Linked DNA regions of Mus musculus: region 1 is linked to region 2. A link is a contact called in ENCODE Hi-C or POLR2A ChIA-PET data. All regions are on one chromosome and are shown on one strand. The core of a region is the stretch at or near the end of the contact, and the rest is flanking DNA. Distances in the headings are between cores, read along the strand shown. Region 1 holds the start of Tmem218 (transmembrane protein 218). Region 2 holds the start of Pknox2 (Pbx/knotted 1 homeobox 2).

The links. Hi-C counts contacts between places; a loop is a spot of excess contacts on that map. ChIA-PET counts read pairs that join two places held with the same protein, here RNA polymerase II (POLR2A).
Region 1: a map of left cerebral cortex shows a loop between it and region 2 (2.2-fold over the local background). The contact joins the promoter of Tmem218 here to the promoter of Pknox2 in region 2. A Hi-C loop is called at or near these places in 1 of 37 maps with a recorded cell type or tissue (left cerebral cortex). POLR2A ChIA-PET finds 5 or more read pairs at or near these places in 4 of 5 experiments (Patski and embryonic stem cell).

Annotation. Positions count from the first base shown.
Region 1 is chr9:37,206,600-37,211,710 of GRCm38, forward strand. It overlaps Tmem218 (transmembrane protein 218), which reads left to right and starts at 1,624. Exons shown (of 4, transcript NM_025464.3): 1 at 1,624-1,806.
Region 2 is chr9:37,144,564-37,150,331 of GRCm38, forward strand. It overlaps Pknox2 (Pbx/knotted 1 homeobox 2), which reads right to left and starts at 2,759. Exons shown (of 13, transcript NM_001029838.2): 1 at 2,678-2,759.

The sequences.
Region 1 (5,111 bases), core at 374-2,873, 61 kb after region 2:
AAGACAACTAAACATTACTCCGAGTTGCTTTTGCTTTTGTTTGCTTGGGAGAGAAAAAAAAACTGTCTAACAAAGTTTGTTATGGCTTGGATGTCAAAGGCTGGCTCTGATGAGCTTAAGAGTGACTGCATCCTGAGGCCTCATCAGTGAGTTAATTACCTTAGATGGGTTCATAGTTAGACAGACTGCTGGAAAGGGATGGAAACTGGCACAACCTCTTCTTACCTTTAGGGATATGTGCATGCAGGTGGTACACATGCAGCATGTAGGCAGAACATGCATACACAGGAAATAAAAGTTTAAACATCCAAGTGTTCTCATGTGTGCTATCCTCTGGAGTAACTAACTATAAATTAGATCTACACCTTGTGTCCTTGACCTGCCATTACAAAACTATGTAAAACTCATTAAGACAAGAGTAACATTTTATTTCTTGTGTATCCTCTCAGTTTCTAATAGTACATAGTTACAGTAACAATAGCATAGCTCCTCAATAAGGCAGCTAACGTTCAGTCGTTAAAGAGGTAAGGACCTATAGGTCTCTACAGTCAAGAAAACTGAATCAGCCTCCACTTCATTCATAATTCAGAAAAAGAGTGCACTGAAAGCCAGGCTAGTGACTCATGCCTTCAATACCAGTACTAGGAAGGCAGAGGCAGACACATCTGTGAGTTCGAGGCCAGCCTGGTTGACATAATGAGTTCCAGGACAGCCAGGGTTACATAGTGAGAATCTGGAGAGAAGGGACGGGACGAGAGAAAGAAGTAGAGGGAGAGAGGGAGAGAGGGAGAGACAGACACAGAGACAGGCAGGCAGTCGAGCAGGCAGATAGAATACATCCAGGCCCAATTTTGTCTAAGGACACAGCTTCCAGGACCGCAGTTCACAAATCTTATATTGCTTTTGTTTTCCCTTCACGCTTGCACGACGAAGGATGCAAACTTTGACCGGTTTCCATTCACTGGCCTGATCTTTTGATCAGACACCCTATAGCCTGCATACAAAATCTTGACACATTCTGGGTAGCAGTTAGGGAAGAACACTCTTCCACACATGTGGACCAGCTGCCAGTATAGGGTGGCAAGAAGGGAAAAGGGTTTATGTGACCTCGGGCCTCTTCCCAAGTCTGTCTCTTGGTTTCATTGATCCTTGCCTTGTCGGTACATGTCAAAACCTAAAGGAAGAAAAACTACCAATAAAATAAGGCCCAGTAAGGAGAATGTGTTGTTATTTTAACTAGTGATCTGCATTCAATTCAGGAGGGATTCTAGGGATCCTGAAATGCCAAGCCGATTTGATTGTCCCCACAATCCCAGGCTCCTGCGGACTGGTCATCAGATAGATAGCGGGGCAGGAATTGGTGTCTAGACCGCGGAACAGCTCTCTGTGATCGGTCGGAGCAATCTCAATCGCGAAAGCAAGAAGCTATTAAACGGTCTTCCCGTTGTTGTCCAAGGGTTTAATCCTTACCAAGGTGTGATTGACAAGCATTGCTATCCAATTGAAACTGAGGACAGTACATATAGACCAATGGGAGGACGTAAAGGAGACTGACGTACACACCACCCACCCACCACGCTTTGCGTTGCCTGGAGCCACAGCCAACGTCAGCTATTGAGGACGCCCTTAAGTGCTGAAAGGGCGGCTTTGATTGGTCCATCTTAAATTTCTTAAATGAGCCCCTACTTGTGATTCGTCCAAAGTAGACCAAAGCCTGGATGAAGGGGACAGAGAGCGAGGGGTGAGTCCTGGTGAGGAACCTGAGAGCCGGGTGAGGACCGGAGGCTGGCCCCAGACGCCTGGAAGGTGAGGGCGGGAGGCGCGCGGGCCACCGAAGGTCATCCTGGCCGCAGGCCTGGGATTACTGCTCAGTCCCCAGTGTTCCCAGCTGCGGTGCTGGGAGCTGATGTGTGGTGAACCCTGCAGACTGAATCGCTGCCTGCCCAGTAAAAAGGGCAGGACGCTGAAGCACCCTCTTTCTGTCAGTCAGGTGTCACCTGGTCTTTAGGGGTCGTGACATTTGATTTTGCCCAGAGGTGCATGTGATTAACCAACAAAGATTAGGAGGCATTAGCCTAATGTTTTAAAACCCAAACGAGGCTGAAGTTTCTAAAGTAGGAAAAAAAAAAAAAGTGTAGGCTCTCACTCCTCCAGTTTGTTGATTTTGGGGATAGGCCTTGCTCAATATCCCCGGCAGGCCTCAAACTTATGGTCGGTCCTCTTGCCCCACCCAGCCTTTTGAATGCTAGGATGACAGATGTGTACTACCACATCAGGCCATTCTAACTATTTTTGAAGGTTTGGAATAAGCAATTAAAAAAAAAAAAAGTTAAAAAGAGAGCTGGGCGTAGTAGTGGCGTTAATCTTTAGTCCCAGCAGGCTGGAGGCACAGGCAGTCAAATCTTTGTGAGTTCGAGGCTAGCCAAGTGTACAAAGCTTTACCCGGGAAAAAAAGATATCTCCAGAAAGGCAATCCTGTCCAGTAACCTACCATTTCTATTGCGTTCAAGGACTTGGTCCTGAAATTTGGGGTACGGGCAAGGTATCATCCACCAGCAGCCTTACACCACACTGCCTTATCTGTAATTTCCATCTGCCCCAGACAGCAAACTGTCCTCTGAGACAGGTATTAGTTTTCTCCCTTAAGATTCTCAGCTTGTCTTGCAGAGGTGGCCCATGCCTTTAATCACAGAGGCTGAGAGTTCTCTGAGTTTGAGGCCAACCTGATCTAGTTCCAGGACAGCCAAGGGTACACAAAGAAACCCTGTCTCAAAAACCAAAAACAACCAAAGATCCTCAGCCTGGTGGTGGGCAGGATTTTCATCCAATGAACCCAGGGTGCAGGATGTTTGTTTCTTTGTTTGTTTGTTTTCCCCTGGAAATTGGGTGAAAGGGGCTGTCAAACCAACCTTAGGTGGAGGAAGAATTCAAGACATATAGATTCAAAAGGGTCCGGAGAACTTTATAAGGAACCTCACAGTCTCCATCACAGGGAGAAAAACAAACAACAAAGCACCTGACCTTGTCTTGCTTTTGTCAACTGCTACACAATGTGTTTAAATTTATACAAATTGTTTTTTTCCTACTCTAGGTTACTTGTTTCTAACGAATTGACTCTTAAAATTGTGTCGGCTTAAGCATCAACTCTCAGAGAATACTTGGATGGTATTCTGTGTCTTAAGTAAATGGACATTTTTGTTTGTTTGTTTTAATCAAATCTCACTAACAAATAATTTAGCTATTCCCAAGACTTGGGGTTGTAGCTCAGATGGCACAGTCACACCTAGCATGCGTGAGACCCTGAGTTCTACCCCTAGTGTCATAAACAGGGAGTGGTCCACTGTAATCGAAGGGAAGGTAGATGCAGGGGAATCAGAAGGTCACTGGGGCTGGAGAGATGGCTCAGTCCAGGCTTAAAGCTCCCTGTAACTTCAGTTTCAGAATCTAATGTCCTCTTCTGGCCTCCACAAGCACCTGCATAAACATCACACAGGCACACACACACAGGCACACACACAGACACACACACACACACACACACACACACACACACACACACCAATTAAAAAAAAATCTAAAAGAACCCCAAAAGAATGGTTTGGTTATGAAGGGCTTGGAGCTGTGTGTTCTATCACTTAAGAGTCATCCCGTAGGTGTAACTTGATGTCACCTGAGCCTGTCAGCATCCGTGGGGATGGAAGATCAATGCTTCTGATGTTCCCAGCCCCCGCTGTCATTTATCCTGATTTCTAGGTGATAAGAGTTTGTTCATGTCTTCCAGGTTGTTGTATGATATCCAAAACAGCACAACTAATCCTAAGTAGACATTTCTTTCAAGGAAGCCCATCAGCTCAGCCAGTCAGGCTAGTTGTTTCTGATATGTCTTTTGACCCCTTTCCATTTCCATAGCTAGGACAAGTGTTCTTATCTGGAGAACTGTGGTAGTCTCCTAACTCATCACCTGCCTCTGCTCTCTGCTCTCTGCTCCCAAATCCTGTAAGGTACACTCTGATGTGGGGGAGATTGGTTCTAAACAAGAGCTCTGCCACTGGGTAACTCTGACCCTCCCTCACGTTTGTCTGTTTATTTATTTTTGGTAACTTTATTTTTAAACAGTCTTACCAAATTGCCCAGCTGGGCCTTGAACTTGAAATTCTGCGTCAGCCACTCAGGGAGTGGTATAGGCCTGAAACCACTAAACCTAGCTATTAGATATAAAAATGAAGAAGTCTCATATGTCTCAGCCTGGGGATATGGCCCAGAAGTTAAGAACACTATCCGAGGACCGAGATACAATTCTCAGCACCCACATGGCAGCTTACAACTCTCTGTAACTCCAGTCTCAGGGGATCTGGCACCCTCACACAGACATATATGCAGGCAAAAGACCAATGCACACACAATAAAAATAAACATTGAAAACAATTTTAAAAGTAAGTTTCACAAAGTGTTTAAGAACTAGAGGCTATTGAAATCTCTAGTTTGGGGAATGTAGTAGAGTCTGCCAACCAGATTAATAAATATTCTCATTCTGCTTATGGTTTTTATCTTAAAGAAATGAAGCATCACAAATTGTTAAATTCCTTATATTCTCTTTGCTGGTCCCATTCTGGTTTCTTCCTCCTCCCCGAGACACTTACCAGAGTTGCTGTGTACAATTTATACTCGTTGTTCTGTTGTTGTTGTATATTATGTGTGTTCGGGGTTGGCACACTTACATGTGTGTGCCTGCAGAAGCTGGAGGACAACCTCAGGTGTCATCCTCAAGAACTCTTGTCTACTTCATTTGACACAGGGTCTCATTGCTCTAGAGTTTAACTAGGCTAGACTGGCTGGCCAGCCAGCTCCAAGGATCCTCCTGTCTTCTGTGTCTCCAGCACTGGAGTTAAAAGCATTTCTTACATGGGTTTAGTCATCTAACTCCTCCCACTTCCAGGGCAAGCACCTTATTGACTAAACCATTTCCCCAGCCATTATATTTATGTGTATATGTGTACATATATATATAATTGAAGATAACTTCAATTTTTTTTAAAGGTTTATTTATTATTATTCATTAGTACACTGTAGCTGTCTTCAGATGCACCAGAAGAGGGTGTCAGACCTCATTA
Region 2 (5,768 bases), core at 1,509-4,008:
CGGCTTCAGTGCCCCAAAGGACTGGCTGGCTTTCTCAATTCACGGTGCACAGAGAAATCATGCACAGAGAAAATCAACTCCCAACACACACACACACACACACACACACACACACACACACACACTTACATCCATCCCTCAACCTTACTCTTTATCTAAATGTCCAGAATGTAACATCTTCAACCCTCCTTCTCCCCAATCTGCTCTTTCCTTCTTTAGGACCCCTCCACTCCACCCACTGGTGAGCTAGGCCCGAGCCTTGAGGAAGTAGTTTGAGTATGAGATACGAGCCCCTAAATAAGAGACACCCCACACCTACCTACAGGCATACACACATGCGTGCATTTGCATCAAGGTCCAGGGGCCACGGGAAGGTCAGAAGGCAGAGTGGGAGGGCAAAGGGGCTAGAGTTTGGGATAAAACCATGTTGCTTTTGAACACCATCATTTCTGAGATTTGGGAGGGGGGTGTGTGGGGGGGCGGATGTTTAAATCCGTTTAAGCTTGTTATCTTGGATTCTACCAGTTGAAGAGCATTTGAATTCCAGAAAGCCAACAGCCTGGAGAAGTCCCAAGATAACATATGTGAGGGTAAGGAAACCCCGAACTTCCTCCTCCCTCTAGGATAGAACCTTGCCGGTATGGGCCGGCCTGTGCGCTCTTCGACATTGCCCTGGACGAAGCAAGCATCGCTTGCAGATAAACAGGCGGCAGATCCGATGAGGACTCCGGAGTTCGGGAATGTCTTTCCTTTGGCGGCAGCCACGATTCCTTAAGCCCCAGTAGCACCTCTCTACTAGTGGCCCCCTTGCCTGCGTCGCCTACCACTGTCCCGGCGGGCCACCAGCAACCACCCCGCCACGCTGAGGCCACAGACCGCAAGTGACTCCCAGAGCCTGCTGACTCTGCAGGGCCAGCTCCTTGGCTCCACTCGGACCCGGATGATGCTACCCGGTCACTTCGTACTGAATCACTATTTTTGTGTACCTTCCAGAGTCTTTCTCCTAGGTTTCAGCCCTGTGCACCCAGATCCTCTCATCCGCAAGATTCGCTTTAGGGGGAGAAGCAGCAGACGTTCGGGGCTCGCTCACCACGGCTGGAATCAACTACTTTTCTTGCCTACATAAAAGCTTTTCCTCCCACACGCTGTAAGAACCTGGACGCGCAATTCTTCCTACATTTCAATATCCTGATCCCGAGTGTCAGTTCTAAAACAACGTCACCGGCTCCGGAGTCAAGCCTCGGAGGTAATCGGGGCCCCGGCGCCTAACTCCAGCCCTCTGTCTTTGCCGGCATGTAAACTACACAGCGGCCCATCTGTCCCTATTCTGAAAACAGCTTGATTCCTGCAACCCAAACTCTAGCCTGCTCCAAAACCCAGCCCTCCTTTAAGGGGCTGATCCGCATCCCCCTCCCACTCCCAACCCGCGTCTTCCGACCGCGCGGGAACCCTGGCTGCCCTGTGAAGGACTCTCCAGACAGCGCGGCCCACTGCGCTCGTTTCTTCCTTGGCTTTGGAAGCCAGCCTAACCCGAAAGAAACAGAAACTTCGCGCGGCACATTCAGGACCCTGCCCCATCCCCATCGGCTTTCTTCTCGGGACGCTTTCCGTGCCCACCTCCCCCCCTTTTACGAATTTATCTTCTAGCTCTTCGCCAAGGACCCCTAATCCTCCCCTCCCCGCCCAAAAGACCCAACAATACGTAGAGAGCCAGTGACCCTACAAATTCTCCTCCTACTCCTAGTTAGAGTCCCTGAGCGTCGCCCCTCGGGTTCTGGTTTCTCTGACTAACACCTCCCCCCCCCCCATACACACACACATACATACACACACACACACACATGTTCCCCTGTCCCCACTGATCCTCCGGTAAACCTCTACTCTCCCTGCCTCCCCGGGCCGGGCAGGACGCGGCCGCCACTGCTTGACTCCAGCCACCCGGCCGCAGGCTAGGGCTGCTCCCGCTTCCAACCACTCGAAGGCAGCTCGGGGCTGGTGACACCTAGGAAGCTCCAGCCACAGGGCTCCTGGAGCCCGGGAAAGGAGAACCGAAGCCCGCCCGCAGTTCCCAGCCTCGCCCCCACCGAGCGCCTAGCCAGGAGCCGCCTGCGCAGGGACTCCGGCCGACGCGCTCGTCCCTGGGCTCGAGTCCCGGGAAGCTCCGGGTGCACGGCTTCCAGCCCGCCCGCTACAGGCTCTAGGGCCGCTGCGCTCTGAGTCCGCTGCCCAGCTGCTTGCGACCGCAAACAATGCACGCCCGGCCCTGGGCCAGAGGGGAGCGGGGCGAGGCGGCGGCAGCGAGGCGGGCACGGAGCTGCGCACCGGCCGGGTCCGGGAGCGGGTGGGCCGCGCGCTTCTCGCCGCCTCCTCGCCCAGCCTCGCCTCCCCTCGCGCGGCTTCGCTCCGCGCTCTCCCGGCGCTTCCCCAGCTTCTCTCTGCACGCTCCCGCCGTCCCTCTCTGCTCCCTGCCTCCCTCCTCCCTGCTGCCTCCCTCTCTCTCCTCCCTGCTGCCTCCCTCTCTCCCTCTCTCCTCCTTGCCCTGTCGCAATGAATAATACTCTGGCTTGGGGACTGGAATAAAACACACGCGCTCTGAGGCAGCCGCCCGCAGCAGCAGCCGCCGCCGCCGCCGCCGCCTGCAAAAGCGTCTCTGACATGGAAATGAATGACAGCTTACCTGATGCCAATCTTCATCAGACTGACACCGGCGTGACAACACAGCCTATACTTCCCAGCACTGCTCGGGACGTCAGCGGCACAGGGACCCGCCCCCCGGACTCCCTCCCCCCCCCTCCCCGCGCGCGCACACCTCCCCTCTCCCCACTCCCCCTTTCTCCCCCCCCCCCATAGCCCCCACCCACTCCTGGACCCGGCCGCTTCCCAGGCGAGGAGCTGCTAGAGTGTCTCCCTCTACTGGAGGCTCGGCTCAGACATCAGGCTCTGGCCTGCTTGCTGCTGGAGAGAGGCAGCAGGCGCCCAGACCTGGGGGTTGCCTGACAGAGGTGATGCAGTGAACCCCAGAAATGCAGGCGCACCCCTACCCGGTGTCCTCCTTAGCGATCAACTGGTGACGAGTTCCAAGACACCAGGTGCTGAAGAGATTGAGAGGAGGTGAAATTTTCTGTGTACCTCAAGAGAACCCCAAGAAAATAGGAATCTTCAAACTGGCAAGAAACGTTCTCTCCATCACACCCCCACCCCATTCCTGCCCGGCTGGCCTCATTTTTATGATTGCATTTGAATAATTCTCATTACCTTGGCCCCAGCAAAGGTGCTCAGGTGGTTAGTTATCCCTGGTCTCAAGAGCTTTTTTTTTTCCCCCTGCTGTAGGCTTCCTCTGACGCTTGGTTCATCCGAGGGTTGATGGGGTGGTTCAGGGGCAAGATAACAAGGGAAAGAGCCTTATCAGAAGCTATCCCTTGGCAAATGTCAGGCAAGTGCTTGGAAGCCACTGCTGTTTCATTCTTAAAACTGCTTAGCCAGCCAGTGTGTCCCGGAGGCTGGGCACCGTAAGGTGAGGGGAGTACTGTTTCAGCTTGGGCTTGCTGGGGTGGTCCAATCTGTTCCATACACCAAACAGGCTCCTCACCCAAGTCACTTCTACAATGAAAAGCCAAATCAAGCCAGTGCAACCATGCATGTCTCCATTTAGTCAACAAAGATGACTTTCCTACTGAGTGCCAAGTATAGGCTCAGCCACTCAGGATGCAGACTGGCTCAGCTCCTACACAGAGGACCAGAGAATCCCTTCTGCCCCCCTTGAGAAGCGGTTTCAGGCCACAGGCAGGTGACAATGAATCCTGTGACTCTCACACCAGGAAAGGAGCCTGGCTGAAGCCTAAACAAAGTCACTGAAAGTTAAGGAAAAGCTAAGAGGGAATCCAGACAGTCAGGTTCCCAGAAAAGGATCTAACCCCAGCAGAGGGAGGTTACCCTTTGCTCCATTCCAAGCCTCTGGGTCATTCCTCCCCTGCCTCGGATTCCGGCAAAAATGAGAAGTATCATTAGATCCAAAGGCTCAGAGACGTCTGCATCACATTCCAGATGTGCTCTTTATCCAGGTCCTGCCAGCAACTCCACATTCACCTGCAATGTTCCTGTGGGACGGGGAGGGGGCTTTCACCTATAGATCCACTGCTACAGATGGGGTTGAAACATCTTCCCATGGACTCCCTAAAGACTTTCACTAGGTAGAGTTATGTCACCCCAACCTCTGATCTGTGGTCAAAGACTGTGGCTCCTGACAGCATAATTGCTAGTATATATTTCACATTGTATAATAATATAATAATAATGAATCCACTTGCCCTTTTTATGTAGTACAGAAACACCAGACTCACTGACCCAGAGGCTGGAGGTCAGCCTGCCATAAAGTCGCAGAGGGAAATGCATTGCATAGACTGGGAGAGGAGCGATCCCTTTGACTCTGCCAGGGACCTCTGGAGAAGGGGTTGCTCTCCTTTGGAGGTTGCTGGCCAGTAGATTCAGATGGAGAATGGGCTGATAGTAAATACTTAGTTCATCAGAGAAGTGCCAGTGAGCATACAGACAAAAGCCATATACTACCCACTCATACTTACCACAGTCCTCATTTTCTAAAGTACAATTCCGATGTCAACTTGTTCTTTAAGACATCAGACCCATGGACATCAACGATTGACTTGTGGAGTCTTTTCAAATAGCACATTAGCCAGTAATATCCTTTACTAACTTTAAAATGCACACTAACTTTTAGTCACTACAGCTTGCTTTGTAGCTTGCAAAGGCTTTAAAAAGAAGAGATGATCTAACATGTAACCATCCTTTTTTTAAATAATGGTTGGAAAGGAATATTTGGCTTATGTCTACCACTAGAAAGTAGTGGTGAGAATAAACAGGGAGTCAGAGACCCACATTACCGCTCCCTCTTCAATTCCCTCCTTAATTCGTGTAAAGGGAGACAAACTTAATTTGTAAAGCAGTTAAAAAAAAAGCCATCCAGGACCCCAGCTGATGACCCAGCTAGTGAATAATTAATAACCATTTGTCAATATGTTAAATTCATGGGTGCCACATCTAAATCCTGGGTCTGTCCATGAAGAGATAGATTAGACTTTAAGTTTGTAGAATTGGTTCCAGGCTATAAGTAAGAATGTCTTTCTCATCTCACACACACTTGCCCTATGATTTAACAGTGCATTAGTATAACCAAGCAGGTTCCTGCAGATCCTAGCAGTCCCTAAACACACACACACACACACACACACACACACACACACACCTGCACACTGGAGTTCTTAAGATTCTCCTGGGTATTATTTTTGTTCCACCTGTTCTTATTTGTCTGTCCTTCCGATGAACAGTCCACACCAGGAAGTTCTTTGACACTCCAGATGTGTTCAGACAATGGCCCAGCTGAATCCTGCCTGTGCCATCCTATGCATTAAAATTTAGGACCTGCCTGGGGGTGGTGGGGTACAACTTTAATCCCAGGACTTGGGAGGCAGAGGCAAGCAGATCTCTAAGTTTGAGGCCAGCCTGGTCTACAGAGTGAGTTCCAGGACAGCCAGGGCTACACAGAGTAATTCTGTTTAGGAAAAAAAAATCCTCTTCCCCAAATTAGGACCTGTCTATACGCATGTGCGTAGGCTGCCATAACACAATAGACACTTATTTCTGCATCGTTTGGGAAGCCGAAAGCTCAAGATCAGAGGTGCTTTGCTTTCTGGTGAGGCTTCTCCTCCTGGCTCTCAGAGGCCACCTCTTCTCTGTGTCCTCATGCGGCCTCT